3 separate regions of the Homo sapiens genome follow, and all the other regions are linked to region 1. A link is a loop called in an ENCODE intact Hi-C map of the cell type or tissue named here. Cell type or tissue: natural killer cell. All regions are shown on one strand. Links, peaks and the distances in the headings refer to the core of each region. The heading gives the core; the rest is flanking DNA. Region 1 overlaps TESPA1 (thymocyte expressed, positive selection associated 1). Region 2 has its middle 53 kb from the start of DCD. Region 3 has its middle 74 kb from the start of DCD.

Region 1 (10,054 bases), core at 1,013-9,012:
TCTAATCACATCACTTCCTTTGTAAATTTTTCAGTGGATTCCTACCTTAGACTAAACCAAAACACTTAAAATAACATAGGAGACTCTGTTTTATAACTTCCTTTCTATTTATCTTTCTTATTTTCAGTTTTGATCTTTCTCCAGCACATCCCCTTTCTCCCACTAGGCATAAGGTGTAGTTTCCATAAGATATTGTGGTATTCCATTCATCTGTCTTTGAACTTACCTTTCTCTCTGCCTAGAATATCAATATTCTGCTTTTCCTTTTTCTACTCTCCTCAGCCACCTTCTCCCTGTTCAATGTTGGACACATCTGTCCAGACTTACCTTCTCTACATCTTTTTTTATTTACTTTTTTTTTTTTTGAGACGGAGTCTCGCTCTGTCGCCCACGCTAGAGTGCAGTGGCACGATCACAGCTCACTGCAAGCTCCGCCTCCCGGGTTCACGCCATTCTCCTGCCTCAAGCCTCCCGAGTAGCTGGGACTACAGGGACCCGCCACTACGCCTGGCTAATTTTTTTTGTATTTTTAGTAGAGACGGGGTTTCACCGTGTTAGCCAGGATGCTCTCAATCTCCTGACCTCGTGATCTGCCCGCCTCGGCCTCCCAAAGTGCTGGGATTACAGGCGTGAGCCACCGTGCCCGGCCTACCTTCTCTACATCTTTGCCAACACACATCGTTAAAAAAAGTAATGCCATCTTCTGAAAGGTTAATTTCTGGTCCCTATGGCATTTAATGAAAATTATTAATAATTACTGATTCTCTTGTCATGTTTTTCACTAAACTATGAGCTCAAAGCATCCTGTGAACATTTCTGCTTATTCTGTATAATGCTTCTCTTGCTGGTGACTTTATAAGAAGGCAAGTACATTTCAGTGGTGACAAAGGTAGTGAGAGTATTGGTACTTAGCATAAAGGGTCAAGGCACACAGTAAATGAAGCTCAGATCCAAGTACAGGTAGCGAGGCTTGCCCTGATCCACAGTAACAGCCTAAACTTCTGCTCAATCAGGGCCATATGCTCTGATGGAAACGGCCTTGGCTTGGATCTCAGGAGACCTGGGCCTTAGTTCTGGCTCTGACACTAACTAGTTGCATGATCTTGCTAAGTCCTTTTCTTGAGCCCATTCAAGTATAAAATGGATTTCAGGTAAATGAAATCACAAAATGCAAAACCACAGACAAAATAACACTTCTGTATCTTCTTTTCTCTTCCTCAGTCTTCCCTTTATCTATACTGTCTCATTCTTTCTTTGGCTGTGGAAGGCAGAAAGATAATCTTTATCTGCATTGCTTAATCCCCATTTTCTAAGTTGTAGTTCAAATGGATCACCAAGATTACTTCCAAGGCTGCCAAGGCACACAACATCAGGTGTCAACATTCACATAGAAAGCAATGTAAGAATTGCTTTTGAGGATGTGCAGAGAAGAGGAGGTCCTGGCTTCATCCACACCACTTTACACAGTCCTTCTGGTAGAAAGAGCCTCTAGTAATTATACTGTATAGCATTTTCAGAAATATTGTCTCATATAAGTCTTATATAGAGAGATGATGTCCACAGGATTATCCATGCCATCACATATTGCAAGGCTTCCTTTCTTTTAAAGGCTGAATAATATTTCACTGTATATATATGTCTCATTTTCTTTATCTATTCATCCACTGATGGACATTAAGTTTGTTTCCACATCTTAGTCATTGGGAATAGTGCTGCAGTGAAAATAGGAGTGCTAATATCTCTTCAAGATCCTGATTTCAATTCTTTTGGATAATTACCCAGAAATAGGATTGCTACATCATATGGTAGTTCCACTTTTTATTTTTTGAGGAAACTTAGTACTCTTTTCCATAGCCGTTGCACCATGTTACATTCTTACCAACAGTGTACAGAAGTTTCAGTTACTCTACATCCTTGCGAACACGTATCTTTCTTTTCACTAATAGCCATCCTAACAGGTTTAAGGTAATATTTCATTGTGATTTTGATTTGCATTTTCTTGATGATTAGTGATACTGAGAATCTTTTGATATACCTGTTGTGCACTTGTATGTCTTCTTTCAATAAATGATAATTCCAAAATATATGAGAAACTTCTTCAACTTAATAACAAAACAAACAAATAGATCATCCAATTAAAAAAATGGACAAAGGTTGACATCCATCCCTTTGAAATGTAATTATCAAGGAGGGTAGCACCTGTCTCTTCCAGTCTCAATGGGCAGGTGGGCATCTAACTTAAGCACTTTGTTTTAACTTGCAAAAACCACTTCCTGTCTTAAAAATATGAGGTTTATTTTTTTCTTTGCATAAAGCCAATTGACTGACACAGATGGCCACTCCAATTACCAGGTAAGTCTAGGGTGAACTGTGAGTGACAAATGATTCTGTTAAGTCTTCTTACTTGAGGACAAAGTATTGTTTATTTGACAACAGCCATGTAATGGGTTGTATCTGCCTGGCTATGTACAAGGGTAAGATTTCGTTCTGTGTTTGCAATCTGTTTAGTGGATGTTCTGTAATACATATCATAGTCTGCTTCAATGGTATTCAAAAATAAAACTTTCTTTCTTTTACACCTTTGTGGAGTGATTTCCTGGGGTGGGAGGAGATTTTGTTTTTAATTATATTTTCCCAACAGAGGCAAAACAACCTTGGTAAGAATTGTAAATGAGGTGGAAAAATATTCACAATTTCTTGATGTCCTCCCACTATCCCTCCCCCTTGTCTAATCTCTTCTTACACTTCACATCTGACTGTCCCTCTTCAGAATTTATTTTGATATAAAAATGTGTCCAGTATCATCATCTATAAAATGGGGAATAATGAAAGACCTTATGTCATAGGATGAAATGATTTAATATCCATAAGTGCTAAAGATACTGTCTGCTATGTAGTAATCCCTATATATATTGTTATTGGTAATATTATCACATAGGACAATCTTACATCAAAGAGAAGACTGTAGCTACCCAACTTACACAGGTTCCACCAAGTACAAACAGATAGTGCTTTGAGTTACCCACCATTTGGGGGTATCTCAAGCTAGTTTTCTTCTTTGTCTTGTGCTCTGAACGAGCATTCCCACCTAGTCCCTCCTGTCTCTTCTGCTGCCACCAGCAGGGGTGACCATAAAAATGAAAACTTCCACCTCTAGATATGGTCACTTCACAAAGAGAATAAATATTGACCTGTGCTACCTCAGATCTGGTAAAAGAAACAAAAAGAACGACAAAAAAATAAAAACTTTCTCCTTGGCTCTGCCGCTTATAAGTGTGATAAAGGTCAAGTGGTTTAAATGTCAACACAGGAAACCAATAGAAAGGGCTGTGAATTTGACATTTTTGAGCATGGTGGAAATTATGAGGAAAGATGTGGGTCATCCTTTCTCAGGAACTTGGAGGAAGATTAAAACCTCTTTCCCAGCAGAGACTAAATGAGAAGGTGGCAAGTGAAGAAAGCTGTTGGCTGCGGGTCAAGGTCCTCTTTTAATAGAAAAGGTGCCTGTTTGACTTCATTTCGTGTTGCCATGACAATACCACAGATAACGGCAATTTTTAAAGAAAAGAAATTTATTTCTTACAATTCTGGAGGCTGGCAAATCCAAGGTCAAAAGCCTGCATCTGGTGAGGGCCTCCTTGTAGCATCATCCCATGGCGGAAGATGGAGGGGGAAGACAGCGTGAGAGGGCAAGAAAGCAAGACACAGCCAAACTTGGTTTTATAACAAGCTCACTTGAGATAACGAATCCTCTCCCACAATAGTGACATTAATCCATTTACGAGGACAGAGCCCTCATGACCTAGTCACCTCTCAAAGGTTTGACCTCTCAGCACTGCATGGGGGGTTAAGGTTCCAATATACCAACTTTGCGAGACTCATTCAAACCACAGCAGTGCCCTTGTGCTAATTACAGAAAGGCACTCACCCTATGTGAATGAATTAGAAAAAAATGGAGCTCGCTCTTAGAAGATGAAAGCCCTAGAGTTTTTGGATGGCAAGCTCAGTAGGGCTGGATTCTAATTCCCATTTGCCTACTCAGCTGGGTGTCTCTGGGCAATGCATGGGCTGCACAACGCTACACGGTGGCTGGCTGAGTGCTGCTACCACTTCCTATCCACTACTAACAAGTAGTAGTTAATACCTGGAACTTAAAACGACATTATAATGGAAGATCACTAATCTCCAGGAAATAATTACAGACTCTGAAAAAGGCAGAAGTGGGACTATTTCCCAGCAGAACTGAAAAAAATTATCCCACTTAGCTCTGCCTTTGATTGTGGTGAGTGAACTTCCCCCTTCCATATTTATCACACAGGCTTTAATATTGGCAGTACTGAGCTGTTGCTATAGCTCTCTCCGCTTCTTGAGATTTCTTAAAGGGTAATAGAGGAGTGGATTGAGAGAAATAGGTTATAGCTTTGTGAAAAGATGGTTAAACAAATGCACAGGACATTGGAAAAATTTGGGAACTACTGTGACCCCTTCCTCAGCCAAAGACTGCGTCAGGAAAGAAGAGATCTCTTATTCTTCTAGGTAATCATAGAAAAAAATCACAAAATATTTTCCTAACTTACTTGAGAGAAAAAGTGCATTTAATTTATAAAGTTATGCTATTTCATTGATGATCATAAACCATTTTTTGTAAGACTCATAATTATTTTACATTCCACTTAAGGAGGCAAAAAAAGACAACTAAATTGGCTGACACTATGAATTTTAAGGCACAACCTAATTTCAGAGATGTTAAAATGTGGAAAAATGTGTGCCTTAGAATCAATAAAATACAGCATTTTAAACCATTGCCTCTCCTGCTGTAATGAAGCCCCATCACTGGCAGAAAATGGAATCTAGTTAGGTACTTGAAATGTATGACTCCTAGCAATACTTTCTCCCTAGCAATTCAATTCTGATATTTTAAAATACTGACCTTTAGACAAAGTTGGGACAGGTTTGTGAGAGGAACTTGTGTTCTGGGCATTGCATTGCATAGATTGCCCAGGAATGTATAACCATATAAATCCTGCACACAGCCTGCTTTGTGGAACATCTTGGCATTTTTTTTCTTGTGCAAGGCTGACATCTGCTGGACAAACAACACTTAAGCAAAGTGTTGCATTTTAGAGTAAATTCAATTCTTGGCAAGAACCTACTTGTGGAGTATATACTACACATTTTCTGAGGAGAAGTTGCATGTAATTCTTATCTTTGTTTTTTTATAGGTAAGGTGTTTTTTCCTTCTGGCTTCTTTTATGATTTTTCCCTTTACTTGTGATTTTCTGTAGTTTAAAAATTATAAGCTTAGGTGTAGATTTTTGCGTTTTTTTGTGCGTGTGTTTATTCTTTTCGGTGTTCTCTGAGCTCTCTGGATCTGTGGTTTGGTATCTGACATTCATTTGGGGGAATTCTCAATTATTATTGTTTCAGATATTTCTTTTATTTCTTTCTCTCTTTCTTCTCCTTCTGGAATTTCCATTATGCATATGTTACACCTTTTGTAACTGTCCCACATTTCATGGATATTCTCTTATATTTTTTTCAGTCTTCTCTTAGCTTTTCAGTTTTGGTGGTTTTTATAGCTATAGTCTCAAGCTCAGAGATTCTTTCCTCAGCCATGTCCAGTCCACCAATAAGCCCATCAAAGGCATTCCTCATTTCTGTGACACCATTTTTTATCTCTAGCATTTTTTTTACTCTAAGGATTTCCATCTCTCTGTTCATTTGTTCTTGCGCACAGACTACTTTATCCATTAGAGCCCTTATCATTTTAGTTGTTTTAAATTTCCAGTTTGATAATCCTAACATCCCTGTCATATCTGAGACTGGTTTTAACGTTTTCTCTGTTTCTTCAACCTGTTTTTGCCTTTTACTATGTCTTTTTTTTACAACTGGACGCGATGTACTGAGTAAAAGAAATTGATGTAAATAGGCTTTTAGTAATGTGGTGGTAAGGTTTAGGGAGAAGGGAAGCGTTCCATGGTCTTATGGTTAGGTCTCAGTCTTCCAGTGAGACTGTGCCTCTGGATTGTGACTCTCACCTGTGCTTCTCATCCTCTCTGTCCCCTTTAATGGGACGGGATGGCTAGAGTAGGCAGGAGTTGGGTGTTTCCCTTCCTTCAGGTCGGTTAGTCTCTGATAAAACCTCATCCGGTTAGGTTTTTGGTATCTAGTTTCTCCCGAGGGAAGACTTTGTTAAGAGGAATAGAATGCTCTGCTGCATTTCAAAATGGTTCCTTTCTCCCGCCCCCTGCGGGAAACACTAGGGGATTTTTCTCCAGTATTTCCTGTGAGAACATGGTTGAGCTCCTAGAAGTAAGACTCCCAGAAACAAGGGGCCTCCCAATGACTGGGTCTCCCTAGAGTTTTTATTTCTCAGACTGGTCCATGCTGAGCATCCAGTAATTCCTCGGTTATTGTCCGGGTTCTCTACCGTGGTTCTGATTCCTGGGGGAGTTTATGCTTTGGGGTTTTTGCTCTAACAAGTCATAAATCTTTGCATTTGCCTATTTCTCTAATTTGAGGAGAAGTGGTTTGCCCTGTGACCCACTTCTCTGATGGGTCTAGAACGGTTACTAATTTTTCAGTCTGTTCAGGTTTTTACTTGTTGTTTGGGTGGAGTGGCCGCTTCTAGCTCCTAACATGCCAGACCAGCAACTGAAACCATCTGAAACTTCTTGAAGTGCATATGACATATTGATGCCTTCTGCTATTTACCTCTTTTGTGACTAAATACATACATATGATTCATATACCCTGAGATGTAGGTAGTAGGTAAGAGAGAAACAAGAGTGATTAGATTCCTAAAACCACAGAGAATTAGAATTAAAACAGTTAGAATTGTAAATATCTTTGTGTGTCTGAGCAAGTACCACTGAAATTTTGGAGTATTAACTAAGAAAACAATTAGACTAGAAAATGTAGAAAATGGTACCAAGATATCCAAAATAAAGGAATCTCTAAGCAAGATTTATTTACTTAATTCAATAAAGATTTTAATTTATACTATCTGGGGAAAATACCATTATCCCTTATGCCATTTTCTTTGTGGTTGTAGCAGATAGGTGGTTAAAACTACAGAAAGATTAATTTTCATTAGTTTAAATAATAAATTACTGGCCAAACTATTTAAAGGTATAAGAGATATCTCTGAAAAAATTAATACTGAAAAACTCATATCTGGAGGAAAGAAATTTTAGCTGCAATAAATAACAATGTGAAATTCATTTCCTGCTTTGAGGAGGGGAGGGAGAGCTACCTTCATCAGACCACAGTTGCAGAAGGGAGCTCAGACCCTAAATGAGCATAGCTGTGAGGTACATTGAGGAGTCTGCTCTGAGTTCAATGATGTGGGCTGATTAGAACATAGCTGAAAGCAGGTGTTGGGATATTGATTTCCATGGCTGGTCCTCACCTGTTACAAAACTTCTACTACAATGAGTTTCAAACTTCAATATGCAATCAATTATCTAACCTAAAGATCTTGGTAAAACTGTGATTCATTAGGTCTGGGGTGGGGGCTGACAGTCCACATTTCTAACAAAATCCCAGGGGATGCTGATGCTCCTTGTATCTGTACACTACAGTTTGAATATTAAAGTTCTACACAATGTCTCCTGGAACAGCAGTTCTCAGACTGTGATTACCAGACCAGCAGCAATAGCATCACCTGAGAACTTCTTAGAAATGCAAATTCTTTGGTTCTATCCAGGCCAATTCAATCAGACACTCTGGGAGCTGGGATCTGGTCATTTGTATTTTAACAAGCCCTCCAGGTGATTGTGATGCCTGCCAAAGCCTGGGCATCATTGATCTAGAGAGGTATTTTCCAGCCATAATAGAATTACCTGGAAGCTTAAAATAATTAGTCATTGGTTTCCAATTAAATCAGAATTACAGAATGTGGGACCCTTTATTATGGGTTTAAAAAAAAAAAACCTTCCTCATTTGATTACAATGTGCAGCCAGGTTTGAGAACTGCCTGAGAGAGGCCCACTTACTTCACGAGTCTTTGCCAGCAAAAGTCTGGTGGTGGTGGGGGTGCCTGGGTCTGCTGGGCCAGCGACTCTGACTCTGCTCCTCCTCACTGTTGCTTTGCACCTGTAACCAAGATCCCACAGAACTCAGCCAGAGCCAAGGGGGAAAGGGGGTAAGGAAAGGTGCAGGTGGCAGGTAGCTGTAGGGGAAGGAGGCTGAGTGTACTTGAGAGACAGCCTCTTCTGTGGTGTCAGGGACACAGTAATGAGGAAGGCAGGAGCGGAGGTGTAGCTCTACATTCAAGGAGAGGTGACATACATGCAAATGATATTTCAAATAATCACGGCTTCTTTTTGTGGCAAGGATTTAAAAGCTTTTTAAAGAGATCCCAACACTTCATGGAAGTATCTTCCATAGACCCAGGCGAGAGGAGTTCTGAGTCTTAGAGGGTCAGAAGAGTTGGTGGACTTAGAGAACACGAAGAGTTGGTGGACTTAGAGAATGTGCCCACCTAGTCCTGCACTATTCCTTCTAGAACATTCTTTGGTTACCCAGAATCACAAAGTTTGCTGGTCAAATGGCCCCAAGCCGGTTGCAGGAATGTGCGCTGGTTTTGCCTGATGACTGTTCTCTCAAGGGCTGACCTCTCCAGTAGTGTATGCAGCCTAGGCCCAAATGATGACCAATGGCTCTTTGTGTAGGTGGGAGCTTGTGGCATTTGGATGTGCAGGCTCGGGTAACCAAACATGGACATGCAAGGTCCCTTATGGTATAGGACAGGTCTGGGCACTGGAAGATAAGGGAACAGGTCAGGAGCTGGGGAGTGGTTCTGCTCACACTGTCACATTTTAGCACAGAAGTCCTAACAGTCTGAGAATCCTAGATTGAAATCTGGACTTCTGGGTCTTTATGGTTAGATATTTGTCAAGGTAAGGGAGAATTTATTTTATTTAAGAGTGGTTAGCTTTGTGTAAAACTGCTCTCCATTTGTAATCTCATGAGGACCACAACAAATGGTGATGAGAGGTGTACTTAATGGGAACATTAAATGGCAATCAGATCAGGTATTACCAAAGGAGCTCTGAAAACTCGACTGCTCTTAGGAAACCAGGCCTCTGTCTCTTTCTCCCTGTATATTAACCCTGAATTGAAATCAGAAAGTGGTATATCTGGCTAGGACAGGAAGCCTGGATTATTTTTCCCCCAAGGGTTCTAACCCTTCATCTTCTGGGAAAGAATCTACAGCCTTTCTCTGCCAGTCTCTCCCTCACCTCCAACCCACTTACCTCCTCCAAGTCAAAAGTGTCCTGTGGCTGCTGGCTTAAAGACCGACGCAGTTCTGGTCTGTCTACACTCTGCTTCCATTTCTGCTGGGTGATGGACAGGTCCAAGGACTTAACCTTCCTGCCCATGAGATTCTTCTGGAAGAGGCTCTTTCTTGCTCTGCTCTTTCTTTTCCAGAAAGTCTCATCCTTGGCTGGATGGGTTTCCGTATTGGTGGCTGGTAGACTACACAGCTCTCTCCTTATCTGAGCTGGGTCTGTGCTCCACTGTGGATCTTCTATGGGCAGAGAATGTGTGCAACAGGGTACCTTGGGGTTCGAATCCAGAGTTTGGGATGGTGCTAGCACTGTGGACATCCTCTGCTGTGTTTCCTCTTCACAGCAGAAGACACATGGATAGGGAGAAGTGGGCAACTTCTTACCCTCAGCAGGGGGCACAGGATCTTCCTGTGAGAATTGCCCCAAATCAGAGTCTTGCTGGAGGAACTGCTTCTCTTCTTTCACTTTGTCCATCACTTCCAACACAACTTGGTCCAAACTGTTCCTTTTGGGGGTGTTGTGGGGTGGTGGTGGCCGGTCTCGGGGGCATGTGTACAGACACATCTTGGAGATGGCTTTCCGAAGGCGGTCTCTGGGTGACTGGGGTTCAGGCTCTCGGGACAGAATCCTGATGGATGGCACATCAGTTGGATGGTTGCAATTCCAGAACATGTGGGATGGTGTGAACTTTTGGACAGGTGTCTTAGACACATAGGAGTAGAGACAGAAGAAGGCATCAGCAGTGACAGCCAGTGTTT
Region 2 (10,054 bases), core at 1,388-9,387, 260 kb before region 1:
CAATTATTATTAATAATATATTTCATACAATTACTAATAGTGATTCCTATGATAAAATAGTGTATAGTACAAAACTGATAACTTGGAAGTAAAATCATACTAACATTTGGGAGGCATGATTGGGAAAGACAGAAATTAAAAATGATACATATCTTATTTTGAGGGGCAATCACAATGATTAATGGTTGATACTTACAGGGAAATGTCTCTTTAAATAGCGTTATTAAAAAATTAAATGTAATAGCTGGTAGAATGGCTATAGTATGTATATTTTGGCAGAGATTTCAGTTGCCTATCTAGTATCCTTTCTCCTCTTCTTCCTTACAAAGAGAAGGAAGTGGTGCTATGCTCAACTAAAATACCATGTTTTCTTATTTTCCAGCCACACTTGCAGATTGGTATATACTACATATCTATAGCCACATCCATGTGATTATGTTCTGGCTAATTCTATGTAAGTAGAAGTGCTGTGTGAGACTTCAGAGAGGGCTCCTGCAGTGGAGCTGATGCAGTTGAACATGCCCTTTTGCGCCCTTCCCTCTTTCTTCTCCTTGTTGCGTGGAACTTGGGCATGAAGGTGGGAGCCCTAGCAGCCACCTTGTGACTTTGAAAAAAAAATTACTCTCCAAGAATGGTGAAGCAGAAAGAGAGTGGAGCCTGGGTTCCTGAGGGCAGTGGTGCCTCCGTCTCAGCCCTGGACTGTCTTCTTCTAGACTTGTTTTACATGTAAGAATGTATGTCTTCAGCGACTCTTCTTTTGGGTTTCTTTACTCAGTGGAATCAAGTACTGACTGATATATAGATCCTTGAAACCACTAGAAGAGAAATAGAAGCAACAACCTAAAACCCAATGGATCTTGCAAAGGTCTGTAAGGGAAGAATAAAAAATACAAAAATGAAGGAAAAAAGCTATGAAAATAATAGACGGTAGAGTCAAAAAGTAAAATCCAGAAGTATGTTTTTTACAAGAGATGCACCAAAAATAAATGAACACAGCAAGGTTGAAAAATAAATGGATGGACAAATATATATGTGAGGTAAATGCTAACCAAAAGAAAACAAGGTTTGATACCATGGAAGGATCAAAGCAGAATCAAGTCCAAGATCTTTAAGTGGTACAAATAATACTGTTTTATTTAGAAAAAAAGGTGTGATTTGCCAAGAAGCTAGAACAGTCACGAACTTTTTTGTACCCAAACTACTTTGCACTGACACATACAAAACAAAATCTGTTAAAAATATAAGAAAAAAACCCAATAATCATAACAGGGGACATTTAAAATATCTCTATTTAAAAAACCAAAAGAAAACAAACAAACACAAAAGAGAAGATTTGAGTACTATGATGAAGAAGCTTTATTATGACTTTGTGCACAATGAACAAAGAATTTTAATTCCCATGGGGCATTAAAAATGGGACATGGATCAATACTAGGCACTAAAGAAAATCTCGATAAACAACTAAGTTTGAAAATGTACAGGTCACATTTTCTAATACAATGCCACAGAAGTAGAATTAAAGACAAAATTCGAAGTAAAACATTTCAAACCACTTGGAAACACTAAAATAAATAAATAAATAAAAGAACAAAAAAGAGCAGTTTTCTGAATATCTTCCTGTCAAAGGGAAAAGTGAACATTCAGTTACTGGCTATTTGGGAATTGACAACATGGACACTTCACATCTTAACATGTGGTTGCAATCAATGTGGTTCTCGGAGAATTCTTCACTTTTAGTGATTTCTTTATTGCAAAATGAGATGTATCAAAAGCAAATAAACCAAATATTTAGTTTAAGGAACTAGAATATAAAGCCAAATAAACTAAAAGAAACTAGGAAGGAATGAATAGACATAAAAGCAGAAATCATTTAAATAGAACACTGCAAACAGAGTGAAACACGGTTCTCAGGAACACCTGTTTCCCTCAGAGGCTCCTGAAGTGCAGCCTCATGTGCTCTGCAGCCTGTGCTCCTCAGGCTGGGAGGGGGAGTTCACAGTCACATTGAGCACCTTGGTCTGTATTGCAGTTTCCAGACCACACAGCTTACTCTGCTCCCCTGAGGCTCCTGTCCTCTGGATACCCCTTCTTATTACATCTTCCTTTCATCTCCCAGTTACTCCCCTTCCTTCATTTAGACTGACTCTTGGATCACCCATCCCACATCCTGCCAACATTCCAGATAATTTTGTTTTCTACAGCTTTCCAGTTCTTTTACCTCCTCTTTTCCAGTAAGTTTCATCTCAACTGCATTGGCAACACACAGGCCTAATTCGCTACCTAAATTTGCTCCATTAATGAAATTCTTCATTTCAATATCACCCTGCCCCTGACTCTTCCTGCCACCTATTCCTGACTCTCTGCCATAGATAATTCATTGATGCCTTTTCTCTCACCTTCGGTGCCTTGGCTTCTCCATCCCTGTCTTGACCACCTTCCCTTTCTGGGTTAGATTTCCTGATTCAATACACTCAATGCACGAAATGTAGAAGTTCTGGTTTATGTGTGGAAAGTGACTAATCAGTTTTCCTCACCTGCCATCAAGATCACTAGCTGATTTATTGCAAATTAAATTATTAATTCCTAATGAATCATCAGGAGCCCTGAGGAGTCATCAGCTTTGAGGAGTGTGAGGATAATCTGGGAAAGCTTCATGGAGGGAGAGGCCTGAGGGGTGGCTGATCCGGGGCTTGTCAGCAGGGAAAGGGGACGTAGAGTGGGGTGGGAACGCCTCTGGGAGCCCTGAGGATTCAAAGGGTGATATAATTTGTGAAGGGGCCAAAATATCATGGAGGTCCCATCAGAATGGATGGAAGAAGTTAGTGCTGGGAATACAGTATGGGTGAGGCTTCCCCTCCCCCTCCCCCTTCCCCACCCCCGCTCCTCCTCCTCCACGGAGTCTCGCTCTGTTGCCCAGGCTGGAGTGCAGTGGTGTGATCTCGGCTTACTGCAATCTCCACCTGCCGGGTTCAAGTGATTCTCCTGCCTCAGCCTCCCGAGTAGCTGGGATTACAGGCGCATGCCACCACACACGGCTGATTTTTTGTATTTTTAGTAGAGATGGGGTTTCATTATGTTAGCCAGGATGGTCTCGATCTGACCTCATGATCTGCCTGCCTCGGCCGTCTAAAGTGTGCTGGGATTACCATGTGAGCCACTGCGCCTGGCCGAGTCCACCTCTTCTGATCTTATTTATGATTCCAGGAACTCCAGGTGGTGAATGAATCCAGAAATCCTCCAGCCTTGCCACATACCTTGGATCCCTCCTGTCTTCTGGCCTTTTCCAGTCAGTTACGCCTCCCTCGAATTCTGAAAGAGTAACTCACAGAGAAAGGGACAAGCTCTGCAGTGGGATAATTTAGGAATCAGAGAGACTGAGGGGTTGAGGAGGATTTATTATTATTTAGGTGCACCCATCCAGTCGGATTACCATACAAAGGACTGAGCCCTGAACAAAGAGTCAGGTTACCTTTTAAGCATTTTGTGGGGTCGGGGGAGATCTGTGCAGGGGGAAGCATATTGCAGAATCAAGAAACAAAGGCAGTTATTTAATTGAGACATGCGTTACATTATTTCTTATTTTTCAAGGAAAAACATGTTTTATGACTTGGGTTTATCTGTCTAGTGACCTTGCAGCTGCACAGCTAGAGAAACAGGGTCTTCACAATGCCTGGGAAAGGGAGAGATAAGGCTCAATAGCCACAGGCAGAAAAACAGGGAGTTAATTTTTAAAGGACTCCACCTCTTTCTCTTTCTCAGGGGGAATTGGGTTTTCTTACATACAACTGAGTTTTTGCTTACACATTCATTAATTTCTTTTAATTCCTGTTCCAGGTCCACAAAAGATACAGGTACAATTAGAGGGAAAAGGGCTCAGAGAAGTTATCCCACCCTTTTCCTTCTTAGGTAGGAAGAGACCAAGGATGTCACTGCTGTCCTTGAGTTTTCTGGGAATCCTGGGGGCTGGGGCCCTGTCTACAAAGGACAGAGGAAGAAGCCCTCCCTGAAACTCTGGTCAGTCAACTGGTCAGTCAATCCTCTGCCTGTCTTGGTAACTCTCTGTGCCAGGCTCCATGGTGGGAGAGAGCAGTGAGGAAACACGGAAACGCTAGAATCAGGACACCCACTCAGAGTGACATTGAGGCCTTTTCTCACCTGATTAAAACTTCTTTTAGCCTCATTTCCCAACCCTATTCCCTCCATCCACTGCTTTCATTCAAGGCACATCCAACTGTTCCTGAACATTCCAAGATGTTCCCATCTCCTTGCCTTTATTTATCCTACTCCCTGTGTCTGGAATGCTCTTCCCACCCTTCTCTCTTGTCAAAAGGCTCTCTGTTCTTAAGGCCTTGCATAGAAGACATCTCCTGTGTGGATTCTCCACGCCTCCCAGGCCTGAGTTAATTATTTCCTTTCCTTTCTCTTGTCAAAATGCTATCTGTTCTTAAGGCCTTGCATAAAAGACATCTCCTGTGTGGATTCTCCACGCCTCCTAGGCTTGAGTTAATTATTTCCTTTTGACACTCATGCACTCTTCAGTGCAGCACTGAGCTCTGCAATTGGCTTGTGTGTGTGTATGTGTGTGTGTTTGCATGTGTGTTGACCTGTGTTGTAGACACTGTGCTCCTTGAGGGCAAGAATATTTGTGTACAATTCTGGCATGTAGTAGGTGTTGAACAAATATGTCTTGAAATGAAAATAATTTTTGCTCAACGATGTCCTGAGGGGATATAGAAATATGCAGGAAGTAGAGGGGCTTGGAGCTGTAGAGGAATCTCAGAAGGGCCGGTTGATGTTGGAGGAATAGAAGAGCTCATTGGTGGTAATGCAGAGAGGGAGGGACATCTTGTATATGTGAAATTATTGAAAGTTAAATGATACAATTCTTGTTCTTGAGGTTATTTGCGCACTTTTAGGCTGGTAATTGAGATAAGGCCTGTGTGTGTGTGTGTGTGTGTGTATGTGCATATGTATGTCTGCAAATGAGAGAGAGAGAGAGAAACACACACACACACAGAGAGAAGACTATCAGGAAAGGATAGGGGAAGACCATGAGTTGAAGTATGTAGCCTTTCTTCAAGCCAATACTGGCTATGACTAATGTGGTAGGCAGAAAAATGCTCCCCCCACTCCAAGATGTCCACATCCTAATCCCGAGAACCTGTGATTATGTTATGTTACATAGCAAGGGGGAATTAAAGTTGCACATGGGATTCAGTTTGCTAATCTAACTGACATTGAGATAGGGGATTATCCAGGATTATGTGGGTAATCACAAAGGTCCTTCTGAGTAAGAGAGGGAGGCAGAGGGTCAGAGTCAGAGAAGGAGATGGGAAGCATAGTCTAGAGTGATGTGATGTGATTGCCAGCTTTGAAGAAGGAAGCGGGGCCATGAGCTAAGGAAAAGGCAAGGAAATGGATTCTCCTCCAGAGCCTGGAGAAGGAATACAGCTCTGCTGATGCCTTGATTTTAGCTCTGTGAGACCCATTTCAGACATCTGATCTTTAGAATGGGGAGGTCTGTGTTGTTTTATTAAGCTGCTAAGTTAGCGGTAATTTGCTAAGCAGCAATAGGAAATGTACAGGGAGGCAGATCTTTTTGGCAGGCTATTTTGTCCAGCAGCATCTCCCTCAGTGAGATTCTCCTCCCAGGGCAAAGCCCTAAGCAGCTCTAAGTTTTGAGCTAATATGGGAGGGCAATTCTGTGACAGCCCCTCATGTGCCCGGCTGGCTCATGGTAAAGACGGTGGGAAAGGAGAGCATATTAACAGGAATAGAGTGCAGCATCTACGTAAGTGCTTAGGACTTGATGAAGACTCATACATGAGGACAGAGTGCTACCATGTATCTAATTCCCTTTCCCTGGGTGCATTTCTTGGTGTGACTTGGAGTCACTGGGTGATCCAGGAAGAGATCTTTTTGAACCTCAAAGTCCTCATTTGTAAATAAAGGGGCTGAATCAGATTTTTCTCAGGCCACTGGCAGCTCAGACCCTAGCTTTGCCCTTCACTCACTCAGTGTCGCCTTTACCCCACCCACCCTTTTATTATCTTGCCTATGACATACTGATGCCATGGGGCCCAGAGACTTCTCTCTGGGGTGTGTGCCCTGCACAGACACCTTTCCTCAAACCCCTGGCTCCTCATTATCCTGGGAGAAAATCTTTGTACAGAATAATTGTCACAAACTATGTGTTTTTACCATATTCCCCAGATTCCAAAAGATGGTACTTCTGATGCAGAGGCTGCTTGCTGCTGGGGTGGAAGAGGGGAAGTACTATATGGAGAGACCTCTCCAGCTTTTTCAGTGTTGATTTTTGCTGTAAATAATTGGTCCTAGCTTATACAGAACAGCAGAGGGTGCTGTTGGACAACTAAATTTTGAGATGTTAGCTGAATGCCTGTGTGAATTTCATTTTTGATGATTCTGTGACAGGTATTTAAAACTGATTACAATTAATCTAGTTTGTGAAATAATTCAAATAAATACACAAGAATATAATAATATATTGAATACCCATGTGACGAACCTACTACTAGATCAAATTTTAATTGTGTATTTAACATTTTTAAAAAAGAAACAGCACAGTATTAATTTACCCTAGAATCCTCTCTTTCCACTCAGAACTACCCACTTTCATTAGTGTTTAATCTCGCCTTTCATGCTTTTAGTTTTTGTTACGTAACCATGTATCCATTAGTTATAATGGATACATTATAGTATCCATTATAACTATATATATAATAGTTATATATATATACTATATATATATAATATATAATCCCATATATATTATACGGGATTGCTTTGCAGATTTAAAATTTTATATAAATGGTCTCACACTTTCATTTTCTTCTGAAACTTGTTTCCCTCCCCGCTACTCTACAGTATACTTCTGAGCTTTATTTTTGGTGCTAAGTGTATCTCTAGTTCATTTATTTAAACTTCTGTGCAATATTCTGTTGTATGAACATAGCTGACTTATCTATTCCTCAGTTGACAAATTTTTGGTTTTCTATTTCTTTCTCTTATTAAAAATACAGGCTGGGCACAGTGCCTCACGTTTGTAATCCCAGCACTTTGGGAGGGTATCGCTTGAGGCCTGGAGTTCTAGTCCAGCCTGGACAACATAGTGAGACCCCCATCTTTACTAAAAATAATAATAAAAAAAAATAGCTGGGAGTGGTGGTGCATGCCTGTGGTCCCAGCTACTTGGGAGACTGAGGTGGGAGGTTCGCTTAAGCCCAGGAAGTCAAGGTTACAGTGAACTGTGTTTGTGCCACTGCACTCCAGCCTGGGCAACAGAGAGAGACCCTGTCTCAAAAAAAAAAAAAAACCAAAAAAACCAGCAAGAATGTTTTTGTTCTTACCTGTTGTGTACATAAGATAGAGTTGTGGGACTGTGTGATATGAACATCTTCAACTTTAGTACACATTGCCAAGTTGTTCTCCAAATGATTGGGCCAAATGCTCAGCAGCGGTGGTGTACAAAATGTATTTGATTTTTCCCATTTGCTCCAACACTTGCTATAATCAGACAAAAATTTTGCAAATACAATAAATATGAAAATGGTTTCTCCATGTTTTAACTTGCATTCCTCTAATTTTCAGTGAGATTGAGCTTCTTTTCATAGGCCTATTGTCATTAGCATTTATTCTTTGAATTTCATTTTACTCTTTTTTGCTCATTTTTCTATTCTCACTTGACTTTGCTTTAATTTATTAGGTTATTAAAGTTTTCTATAATATTCTGACTACTATTCCTTAGGTATATGAGTTGAAAGTATCTTCTATGTCTGTTTCTTGTCTCTTAGATTTATTTATGGTGACAGTTTTGGTTAGTTTTAAGTTTTAACGCAGTCATATTCATCAGAATGTATCTGTATAATTTGGGCTTTTTGAGCCTTGTTTAGGGCTTCTCTACCCCTATATGTTATAGAAATATTATTGTATATATTTCTAAAGGTTTAAACATTTTATTTTTCACATTTAAGGCTTTAATCTACCTGGATTAAAGTAGGCATATAGTTTTATTTTATTTTATTTTTTAAAATTTTACTTTAAGTTCTGGGGTACATGTGCAGAACGTACAGGTTTGTAACATAGGTATACATGTGCCATGGTGGTTTGCTGCACCTATCAACCCTTCATCTGGGTTTTAAGCCCCGCATGCATTAGGTATTTGTCCTAATGCTGTCCCTCCCCTTGACCCCCCATCCCCAACAGGCCCTGGTGTGTGATGTTCCCCTCCCTGTGTCCATGTGTTCTCATTGTTCACCTCCCGCTTATGAGTGAGAACGTGAGTGGTTTATTTACACGTGGACAATCAGTTGCTCTGAAGCCACTTATGAAATAGTTCCTCTTTCCTCAGTAATCTGCGATGTCATCTTCGGCGTATCTCAAGTTTCCTTATATGCAAAAATATGTTTCTGGGATCTCTATTCTATTCTATTAGACCAGAGTTTTTCAACCTTGGTAATATTGACATCTGGGACTGGATGATTCTTTCTTATGGGACACTGTCCTCAGTACTGCAGAATGTTTAGCAGCGTCCCTGGCTTCTCCTCACTAGATGCCAGCAGTATCTCAGTTGTGACTATCAAAAATGTCTCCAGACATTTCCCTTAGCTGAAAATTGCATTAGGCTAATTATCAATCCCTACACCAGTACTAGAGTCTATCTTTTCCCGTCCATTTATTTTTCAGAAATATGTTCAGTCCCATAGAAGGAAGGAAAGGACAACAAGAAAGCAAAGAGAAAACATTACAAATAAAAGGCAAACTTAGATGGAAGAAATAAATCCAAATATGGTAGTCACGAACATGCAAAAATTAAACTGAACAGTTAAAATGCTAGGGAGTCTCATATTGGTTATAAAACCAAAATTTTTCATATCATTAAAAAGAAACACAACTGAAAGCATAGTGACACAGAATGCTGAAAGTAAAGAGAAGGAATTAATATCCCAAGGAAATCTGTAGCTATGTTAATATCAGGCAAATGGAATATTAGATACAAGGGACTATTAAGATAATGTGGGGTGTTCCTTACGAGGAAAAAATACCTTACCCAAAAGACGCTAAATCTGTTTGTGCCAAATCATGTTTCGTCCACTGGATCTGTCCTTCATGACTTTTTCTTTGTATTTCTTTTTATCTTTTATACTGCATTTCAGAAGAACTTCTCACCTTGCTATTTCAGTTCACTAGTTTTGATTTTAATTTTATCCATTTTGCCATTCAGACCATCTTCTTTTCTTTTCTTTTTTTTTTAACTTTTATTTTAGGTTTAAGGGTACAGGTGCAGGTTTGATATACAGGTAAACTGTGTGTAATGTGGGTTTGGTGTACAGATCATTTATTACCCAGGTAATAAGCATAGTACCTGGTAGGTATTTCTGAACCTCTTCTTCCTCCCACCCTTCACTCTCAAGTAGGCCGCAGTGTCTGATGTTCCTCTTCTAAGAGCCAGATGTTCTGGTTGTTTAGCTCCCACTTATGAGTGAAAACATGTGGTATTTGATTTTCTGTTCCTGTGTTTGTTTGCTTAGGATAATGGCCTCCAGCTGTATCCATTTTGCTGCAAATGGTAAGATCTTCTTCTTTTCTATGACTGTGTAATATTCCATGATGTGTATGTACCACGTTTTCTTTATCCAATCTACCATTGATGGGCATTTAGGTTGATTCCATGTCTTTTTTTATTGTGAATAGTGTTACTTTGAACGTACGCATGCATGTGTCTTTATGGTAGAACAATTCATTATTGGGTATATACCCAATAATGGGATTGTTGGGTCAAGTGGTAATTCTGTTTTAAGTTTTTGTGGAATTGCCACACTGCTTTCCACAATGGCTGAATTAATTTACACTCCCACCAGGAATGCATAAGTGTTCCCTTTCCTCCACAACCTTGCCAGCATCTGTTATTTTTTGACTTTAATATAATAGCCATTGTGACTGGCGTCTTTTCAATGAGCCTAATAAACTCTTGAATATTGCTGAGGCTTGAATATTGCTCTGTTTATTTTGTGTTCTCAGTGGTTAGTTTTCT
Region 3 (10,054 bases), core at 1,229-9,228, 240 kb before region 1:
GTATAAGATAGAAGAAAGCTGGATTGTTGACAATGGAGCTCCCCAGAATAGTTGTAGGTTGCCTGTACTTATGTGAAATAAAAATGTATTTTTGGATCAAATTCTAATGAATACACATTTTACCTTAGATTTATATAATTAGGTAAAAAAACCAGAGCAGCTTTTTTTTTTTTTTTTTTTGAGATGGAGCCTCACACTGTCACCCAGGCTGGAGTGCAGTGGTGTGATCTTGGCTCACTTCAACCTCTGCCTCCTGAGTTCAAGTGATTCTCCTGCCTCCGCCTCATGAGTAGCTGGGATTACAGGTGTGCGCCACCTCGCCCGGCTAATTTTTGTATTTTTAATAGAGATGGGGTTTCATCATGTTGGCCAGGCTGGTCTTGAACTTCTGTTCTCAAGCAATCCACCAGCCTTGGCCTCCCAAAGTGCTGGGATTATAGGCATGAGCCACCACACCCAGCCCATTGCAGCATTTTTAATGATCAAAAAAACAAACAACAAAAAACAACCAAACTTAAGAGAACCCACTGGAAGTGGAGGCAATATGGTGAAGATATGGATTTGAATAATGTTTTATATTCAATTTGACTCTAAAAAGACATAACAAACAAGTTGTATTTTCTTTTCTCTCAGAGACCACTTCATTGAGTAAAAGCACCTGATGTGTTGCTTGGGATTTAGGGGTGGAGCTGCTTTGCAACTTGATGGCAATTTTGAAGCAGGCCCGTGTCCCTGAGATTGGCTTGATCCTTCCCAGTGAGGTACAGTCCTTGAACAGTTTCTCTAGTGATATTTTTCATAAGCAAATTTTTCTTTTCTTCAACATCAGGCATAAATTAAATTTATAAAGGGGCAAAATAGCTTGGTTCAATGTTAAGAGGACTACATACAAATAATGTAAATGCTACCTAAATGCCACATAAAGGCAAAGTATTTTAAACAAGTTGCAGTTATCAGCCCAGTTATGATACCATATAACAATAGAGTATGTGATACTGGCTACTTTAACAATAAATGTGTCTATATTCTATGTATGTTAGAAATACTCTTTATATAATACATTAGTCAAATGGAATTATTATACCACAGTGAAAAATTTAATGCTAAAAAGTATATTTGAAGCATTTAAAGGTCATAAACATTTCAAAATATATGAAATAAAGAAACCATAATATCCTTTGTTTCTAATAAAATCTTACTCTGAAGTGTGGTACTTAACGAAGTTGAGAGTTGAGTTCCTCTGATACAATCTCTGATGGATACATGGTACAGAGCCCTGTTCACATAGCCCTCTCCCTAATCCTGGCTTGGGCTGCTCAGAGGTCTCAGGGAAATGCCCAGGGCCTGTGGGGGTAAAATTAGGTAAAAATCTCTCTAGTTCTATGCTGTCATTTAACATAGGAGGCAAAGTTACGCTTTTGGGGTCATATCATTGAAACTGCTTTTGCAAAATTATATCAGTGAGAAAATTATGGCAGTGGGAGAGATCTGATCTAGCCAAGCACCCTTTTGCCTTTAGCCTCCAAGCTGCCTTTAATTATTCTTGGTATAGCTTTGAGAGACATTTAGTTTATAGTTTAATTGATAACAGGCCTTCCCCAAAACTCAATAATCTTTGTAAAGCTAACAAAAGGCCATCAGGTTTGGAGGAGGAGAGAAGCCTGAATTCTCCTGAGGTGTAGACATAAACAATTGCCAGCCATTATTCTGGAGGTCACAATACATGCAACTTCCCTGATTACTCCTGGAAATAACATCACTATTCTAGAATCTCCTTTTGTGATATCTTTTCAGGTTTTTTGCGTGTCTGACACCTGGCTCCATCTGGACCCTCCAACTACTCCTGTGACCCTACCCAGAAGCAACTCAGTGAAAGAGATAGCTTCAACTCCTTATAATTTCATCTCCTACCCAACCAATCAGTAGCAAGCACCTATTGCCTAGCTACTCCCACCCCTTCCCCCAAAACACTTTTGAAAAATCCCTAACCTCTGAGCCTTCGATGAGACTGATTTGAGGAATAACTCCATCTCCCGTGTGACATGGCCAGCCTTGTGTCAACTAAACTCTTTATTGCAACACTGTGAATTGGCTTTGTTTGTGCAGTGGGCAGGAAGAACCCATTGGGTGGTTATGTCATGCGCACTCAGAATCCTCACTGTGATTGGTCTGTCTCAGGAGCTCTGTAGTGTTATGGCCCAGGGTAGGACTTCTGTCAGGAAGTGCCTTCTGTATGACTCTGATTTGTTTGCTGGGTATGCTAGAGAGAGCCTGCAGGTGCGAGAGGGACAGAGAAGGGAAACGAGAGGTGATGAAGGGGAAGGGAAGTGTCAGTTTTACTCCTTATTTAGAGTAATCTGATAAGAGTTTCTTTCTTCCTTCTTTCCTTTCTAACTTCCATCAAACTATACTTTTCAAGAAATTAAAAAAAGACTCACGATATAATATGAGACTATGTAAAAGACTTACTTAAGTCATTAAGGAGGAAACCAGCAGTATAGGAGGGATTGATATACTTGTTAAATTAAAGAAAAATGCTGGAATAAGGTTGCAAAATTAGATACAAAATTGGTTAATATCCTACAGGATATTAACTTTGGAGTAATTTTTTCTGCTGGACAGAAACTCATTTGTGACTTACCAGTCTCCCCCAAATTAACATCTAACTTTACAGAATAATAAATAGTAAGCCAAACAATACCATATTCCCTAGAATCAGATGACCATTGATTGAGCTTGTTAGACAATGTCCTAGTGTTACCAGCAGCAAATTTATGTTAGTCCGCAGCCTACTCAATTCTTGCCTCCCTGGAGGAAAGAATTTGGCCAAGGAGCAGAAGTAGTTTTAAGGCAAAAGGAGAAACGGAGGCAAGTTTTAGAGCAGGAGTCAGAGTTTATTTATCAAACATTTTAGAGCAGGAATGAAAGGAAGTAAAGTACACTTGGAAGAGGGCCACGCAGGCAACTTGAGAGATCCAAGTGCCCAGTCTGGCCCTTGACTTGGGGTTTTATACATTGGCATGGTTCTGGGGTTTGCGTTTCTTCTCCCTTGATTCTTCCCTTGGAGCGGGCTGTTCGCATGCATGGTGGCCTGCCAGCACTTGGGAGAGGCCACATGCCCAGTGTGTCTACTGAAGTTATGCACATGCTCACTTGAAGCATTTTTTCCTTAACAAGCGTTCCTCAAGGAAGGTCAGATACCAGTTAAACGCTGCCATTTTGCTTCTCAGTGAGCATACTTGAGCCCACAGCTGCTGATCACTAGCTTCAGGTGTTTTCTATCTATTGGGAGGCTGTCTTTTCCTGGTGCCAGCTGTGACCAACAATTATTTTAGAGAGACAGTTTAACAACTACCTGACCATCACCTGATGGTCGCCTGACATTTCTTGGTAGGGGGGCTCTCCACTCTGCTAATTACTGTCTAGCTACCTACTCTAACACTAGTACGACTTTGAAAGGGTGCACAGTAGTCTTCCTGTCTTATTTCCAAGTTTTAAATAATTTTTCTTAATTCTTTCTTTTTATTTTAAAATTTCTTCTTCTTCTCCTCCTCTCCCCCTCCTTCTCCTCTCTTCTTTTTCTTCTCCTCCCTCTTCTTCTTCTTCTCTCCTCCCCTTCCTCCCCTCCCCCTCCTTCTGCCACTCCTCCTCCCCTCCTCCTCCTCAGCTGCTGCCTCCTTCTTCTTCTTCTCTCCTCCCCCTCTTCCCCTCCCCCTCCTTCTCACACTCCTCCTCCCCTCCTCCTCCTCAGTCGCTGCCTTCTTCTTCTCTTCCTCCTCCTCCGCCGCCTCCTCCTTCTTCTTCTCTCCTTCCCCTCCCTCTCCTTCTCCCACTCCTCCTTTCCTCCTCCTCTTCTTCCTCTTCTTCTTCTCCTCCTCCTCCTCCTCCTTCTCCTTCATCTTATAATCCTTTCTGAAACTGACAGAGCCCTGTTCTGTGCTCTGAGATACAATGGTGAGAAGGCATCTCCAGAGCTCTAACACCTCTTGCTCTATCCAGCTGTCTTCATTGGGATGACAGCTCTACCATCCAACCCAATCTGGTGTGAGAGGTGAGGACAGTCAGACCTGCCTGATTCTGGAGTCCTGCCTCAGGATTTAGTGTAGTCCATTCATCTGATAGGGGTGCTCTGACAGCTTGGTAAGGCTAGTTTCTGCTGTTAGTTGACAGACTGCCCTGTGGAAGGGTGAGCAGGCATGCCATTTGTTGCTCATAAAACAGCCACAACCAGTAAGTGGAGTTCTTGAGGTTCACATAAATTTATCTAGGTCTTTACCATGTTTTTGGCCCTACATTTGTAAGGCATTTCATAATACACATATCCAATATTCTGCTCGTCATTCACTCTTCCTCTGCCTTTTACCATTTCCATCTCCCTCCTCAGAGTCAGTCCTTGCTCTTTTAAAAAATAATAGCTGTGATTCCATTTTGTTTGAACATTATTACATGACAGAGAGCTTCCAAAATAATTCTTGTGACAGACAGAAAATGTGGTGACAGTGGCTCATTATTTTTCTGTTTCCAGACAGTAATTTTGTTAATTACACTATGCTTTACTACTTTCTGAATAAACAACTGAAGAGCATGAACCAAACATGATGTTACAATTGTGTGAGTTTGCTTAATACCTTTACAGTTTATAAATATTTCTATAGCCAACTTTGCTATAGCTGTGTGAAACCCTGAAATCGCTCTGAAATCAAATGAAGGAGCACCCCAGTATAATGCATATTTTGAATTAAAAACCTTTAGGAATCAATGGGCCCTAGAAGAGACTTTTCTCCTATCTCCATAAAGATCAGATGGATCCATCAAGAACAATTGCTTTTCCTTTCCTTCATTGTTATCTCATTATCTATTAATATTTCAGGAAAGGAAAGAATGTAACCAGACCTGGCCCAACCATTTTGCAAAATAATTCCTGTCTCTCAGTTCGTTCAACTTCCAAAGAGAACCATTTGAAAGTCCATCTCTGTTCCCCCTTTCATTCATTCTCCCAAGTACCCATTCTTTTTCCTTTGGTAATCATTTACTGTCTCTCCACAGTTACTATATTCCCTATCTTCCCCCTCCCCTCTGAAAGAAGATTATATAAGTGTTTGGGCCCCACTGGGAAATTGGGTAATCTCTGTGATTCTCCCCATGCACACGGTTAAATAAATTTGTACGCCTTTTCTCTTATTAGTCAGCCTTATTGTGAGGCAATAATGGTTCGCTAATTTTTTCATTGAAAAGAATTTGCTGATTTTTTTTTTTTCAGTGAACCTTTCTAGGGCAAGGGGGAAGCTTCTCCATGGCCTCTACAGTTTTGGCATAGTCAATAATGGTTCACTGATTTTTTCACTGAAAAGGGTTTGCTGATTTTTTTTTCTGTGAACATTTCTAGGGCAAGGGGGAAGCTTCCCCATGGCCCCTACGGTTTTGGCATAGTTGGCAGAATCATCAAAGCCATTGTGCACTTCTGGAGACCATAGTGAAGGGAATCCAGGACCCAACAAAGTTGGCAAAGAAATGGTAAGAATTCCTTACTGGTCAGCCTCCCAGTTTCTTTCTTTCCATGAACTCTCTGGTCGAGTGAATGGTAAAAAAAAAAAAAAAAAAATCACTCTCTCTCTTTTCCTTTCCAAATTTAAGATTAGTGAGAGAAAACGTTTTATATGGGACTAGTTGGGTTTTAGCAACTCTGGTGTATTTAATTTGGGGTGTGAATATTTATATTGTTTTATTACTGGAAAGGGGTCCCAATCCAGACCCCAAAAGAGGGTTCTTGGATCTTGTGCAAGAAAGAATCTGGGGCAAGTCCATAGCGTAAACGAAAGCAAGTTTACTAAGAAAGTAAAGGAATAAGAGAATGGCTACTCTATATGCAGAGCAGCCCATTTTTATGGTTATTTCTTGATTATATGCTAAAGAAGGTATGGATTATTCATGAGTTTTCCGGGAGAGGGGTGGGCAATTCCTAGAACTGAGGGTTCCTCCCTTTTTTTTTTTTTTTTTTTTTTAGAACATTTAGGGTAACTTCCTGACATTGCCATGACATTTGTAAACTGTCACAGTGCTGTTGGGAGTGTGCCTTAGCATGCTAATGCATTATAATTAGTGTGTAATGAGCAATGAGGACCAGCAGAGGTCACTGTCATTGCCATCTTGGTTTTGGGAGGTTTTGGCTGGCTTCTTTACTGCAACCTGTTGTATCAGCAAGGTCTTTATGACCTGTATCATGTGCCGACCTCCCATCTCATCCTGTGACTAAGAATGCCTTAACCTCCTGGCAATGCAGCCCAGTATGTCTCAGCCTTATTTTACCCCGTCCCTATTCAAGATGGAGGCACTGTGGTTCAAATGCCTTTGACAGTTTGCACTCTTTTTCTCTCAGAAATAGCCTTTTGTTGTTGTTGTTCCATTTTCCTTTGTCTTTCTGTGTTATTCTTTTATAAAGAGGGGTACCACAGGGTAGAACATGAGCCTAGATCCCCTATAAGCCCACTGTTCAGGCTGGCCCTGCAGACTGGTTAGTTTTTTGCTGAGCTGACTAGATGAGCATCTGTAAAGATAAACTGCTTTTAGTCCCTGAAACAAAAACTGGATTTTTTTTTTTTTGGTTTATAACCTTGGGAGCTTGTCTTTGTGACTAAGTGTGGGTACTCTCTTAGTCTCTGCCATCAGGAGGGTATGAATTTTTGGGTTCATGTTAGGTGACCAATCTGAAAAGACTGGGAGTCTGAGACATGTACGATTTTAAGCAGCACATTATTTATACCAAATGTGCCAAGCTTTTAGGGGAGATTTGCCATAAAAGGTCCCATTTTTATGGGACTTTTGTTGTCTTTTGTTACTTTCAGCCTATTTCTGAGAGTGAATTTTTGGGCATTATGGGGACTGCCTCTTCTGTGCCCTCTCCAGAAACACATCTTGCTTATACAGTGACAACCTATTCTCAACCTGGGAAATTACCACCTTGGCTTACTATGAAGAGGCTTATTGGATTAAGTCATTATTGGAATAAATAAACCATTGAAAATTCTAATTATAAGTGGCCAGCAGAGGATCTTTTGAATGAGAAAGGCTTAAATTTAAGGAAAATTTTAAAGAGCTCTCATTCTAAGCATTTGCCTTATTTGTATTTATGAGAAGATCAAATTGAAAGAAAGACATGCACTAGTGTTGTGGCTTGCTTTAAGAACTCTCCTGACAAGATTAAAAAACAGAAATCTAATCTAGAACAAAAGTTAAAATCTGCCCCCAATTTAAATTTCCCTACAACTTATACTCTTCTTTATCCTCAACTACATGTCCCAGACCCCCCGAGAAGATTCTTTGATCATCTGGGCCCCTGGTCAAAATCCCCCTCCTCAAAATCCAGTCTTAACCCCACAGCAAACTTCTGTAATAACCCCTAAAACAATTACACCCCTAATGTCTCCAGAAAATCCTTTAGCTAACCAACTGCCTAATCTGACTTCTGTGTCTCTGCAGGATTTGCAGAAAACACTTGGACCTAATTTAAAGTCCGGATGCATACAGGTCAATTGTATAAGAGCTGACAAGCAAGAGAAACCCGTTAGATAAACCAGGCAGTGCTTGACTTCCTGTGCCATATGATGCTTCTTCCTTTCCAGGCTATATAAGTAACTCCAACAGCTCCAGGCTTTCCTAGGCAGTGCCCCCTGAGAATATATCCACGGCCTCCATGACAAAGAATTTATGTCCCCTAGATGGCAGCAAATCTTCTGAATTACGAAACCCATTTGCTCCTACTTTCAGAAGATCCTACGGAATCAGAGAGGCTAGTAGCCATTTACAGTCTCACTCACAGGGACCTTGACCGGCTACTAAGGGGTGTACTTCCCACCCATCCCACCCATGATTATCCTGTAGTCCATAGACAGGCCAGAAGGCCTGCAGGGGAAAACCCTAAACACAGGGGGAACAGGTGGCCAGATCCTCTCCCTGGCCTCCCTGTGGATGACCAGGAAATGGCTCAGCTAGAGGCTAATATTCAGGGTCTGAGGTGGTGATATTAGAGGCTTTCCCTCCTAAGGTTAATTGGTCTAAGTTCCAATTATGTAACCAGAAAGAGGGAGAACACCCTAAGGCTTTTATTGAGGGGTTTATGCAAACTTTTCAGGGGAATACTGGATTAAAACCCGATGCACCAGAACACAGAAATCTTTAAATTTCTGCCCTTGTTGAAAATCTACTTCCATAATCACACACACACACACACACACACACACACACACACACACATCTAGAACAGTATAGTTGGTTGGGCTAGTCAGCCTCTCTATTAGTCTGTTCTCACACTGCTATAAAGAACTACCTGAGACTGGGTAATTTATGAAGAAAAGAGGTTTAATTCATGCACAGTTGCATAGGCGTAATAGGAAGCATGACTGGGAGGCTTTAAGAAACCTACAATCATGGCAGAAGGTGAAGGGGAGGCAAGCACTTTCTTCACATTGCGGCAGGAGAGAGAGACAGAAAAGGAGGGGGTGCCATACACTTTTAAACCATCAGATCTCATGATAATTCACTCACTATTATGAGAACAACCAGGAGGAAATCCACCCCATGATCCAATCACCTCCCACCAAGTCCCTTCCCCAACATTGGGAATTACAAATCAACATGAAATTTGGGTGGCGACATAGAGCCAAATCATATAATTGCAATCCAGAGCCCTCTCAAATCTCATGTCCTTCTCACATTTCAAAACATAATCATGCTTTCCCAACATTCCCCCAAAGTCTTAACTCATTCTAGCATTAACTCAAAAGTCCAAGTCCAAAGTCTCATCTGAGACAAGGCAAGTCCTTTCCACCTATGGGCTTGTAAAATCTAAAACAAGTTAGTTACTTCCAAGATACAATGCAGGGACAGGCATTGGGTAAATGCTCCCATTCCAAAAGGGAGAAATCGGCCAAATGAAAGGGGCTACGGGCCCCACGCAAGTCTAAAACTCAGCAGGGCAGTATTAAATCTTAAGGCTCCAAAATAATCTCCTTTGACTCCATGTCTCACATTCACGGCCCACTGATGCAAAGCATGGGCTCCCAAGGCCTTGGGCAGCTACACCCCTGTAGTTTTGCAGGGTACAGCCCCCTTGGCTGCTTTCATGGGCTAGCATTGAGTGCCTGCAGCTTTTCCAGGTACGTGGTGCAAGTTGTTGGTAGATCTACCATTCTGGGGTCTGGAAGACGGTAGCCCTTTTTTCACAGCTCCACTAGGCAGTGCCCCAGTGGGGAATTTGTGTGGGGCTCCAACTCCACATTTCCCCTCCACTAGTAGAGATTCTCCATGAGAGGTCTGCCCCTGCAGTAGACTTCTACTTGGACATCCAGGCATTTCCATACATCCTCTGAAATCTAGGTGGGGATTCCCAAACCTCAACTCCTGCCTTCTGTGTATCCATAGGCCCAACACCATATGGAAACTGCCAAGGTTTGTGACTTGCACCCTCTGAAGCAATGACCCAAGCTGTACCTTGGCCTGTTTTAGCCATAGCTGGAGCTAGAGCAGCTGGGACACAGGGTGCCATGTCTTGAGGCTGCAGAGAGCAGCAAGGCCCTGGGCCTGGCCAACAAAACCATTTTTTTCTTCTAGGCCTTCTGGCCTGTGATGGGAGGGGCTGCTGTGAAGGTCTCTGACATGCCCTGAGGACATTTTCCCTGTTGCCTTAGCTATTAACATTAGGATCCTCTTTACTATTGCAAATTTCTGCAGCAGGCTTGAATTTCTCCCCAGAAAATGGGTGTTATTTTCTACTATGTGGCTGGGCTACAAATTTTTCAAACTTTTATGCTCTGCTTCTTCTTAAAATATAAATCCCAATTTCAGATTATCTCTTTGTTCATGTATTTGAGCATATACTTTTAGAAACAGTCAGGTCAATTTTGAATGCTTTGCTGCTTAGACATTTCTTCTGCCAGAAACCCTAAATCATCTTTCTCAAATTCAAAGTTCCACAGATCTCTAGGGGGTGCAAAATGCCACCAGTCTCTTTGCTAAAACATAGTAAGAGTGATCTTTACTCAAGTTCCCAATAAGTGCC

The links. A loop is a pair of places that touch in the nucleus more often than their neighbours do. Peaks named below come from ENCODE experiments on the same cell type or tissue, not always from the same donor. Only the 100,000 strongest peaks of a DNase experiment are listed, where the experiment ranks them.
Region 2: a loop joins it to region 1, with 15 times the contacts of the local background. A loop is called at or near these places in 60 of 110 quality-filtered maps.
Region 3: it touches region 1 in a loop (24-fold over the local background); 18 of 110 quality-filtered maps call a loop at or near these places.

What each region holds. Positions count from the first base shown.
Region 1 is chr12:54,953,171-54,963,224 of GRCh38, forward strand. It overlaps TESPA1 (thymocyte expressed, positive selection associated 1), which reads right to left. Exons shown (of 11, transcript NM_001136030.3): 9 at 9,261-10,054; 10 at 7,998-8,097. The coding sequence ends at 7,999. Among named protein-coding and RNA genes, the nearest start is that of TESPA1, 27 kb to the right of the region's middle. RefSeq lists an enhancer at 6,151-6,200. In natural killer cell, for the core only: CTCF peaks have their summits at 5,077 (motif pointing left) and 5,276; DNase peaks (open chromatin) are centred at 3,320 and 5,081; H3K27ac peaks cover 1,863 bases.
Region 2 is chr12:54,696,042-54,706,095 of GRCh38, forward strand. No RefSeq gene overlaps it. Among named protein-coding and RNA genes, the nearest start is that of DCD, 53 kb to the left of the region's middle. In natural killer cell, for the core only: CTCF peaks have their summits at 6,369 (motif pointing right) and 6,568; a DNase peak (open chromatin) is centred at 6,370.
Region 3 is chr12:54,717,706-54,727,759 of GRCh38, forward strand. No RefSeq gene overlaps it. Among named protein-coding and RNA genes, the nearest start is that of DCD, 74 kb to the left of the region's middle. In natural killer cell, for the core only: CTCF peaks have their summits at 6,157 (motif pointing right), 6,370 and 7,663; DNase peaks (open chromatin) are centred at 6,126 and 7,716.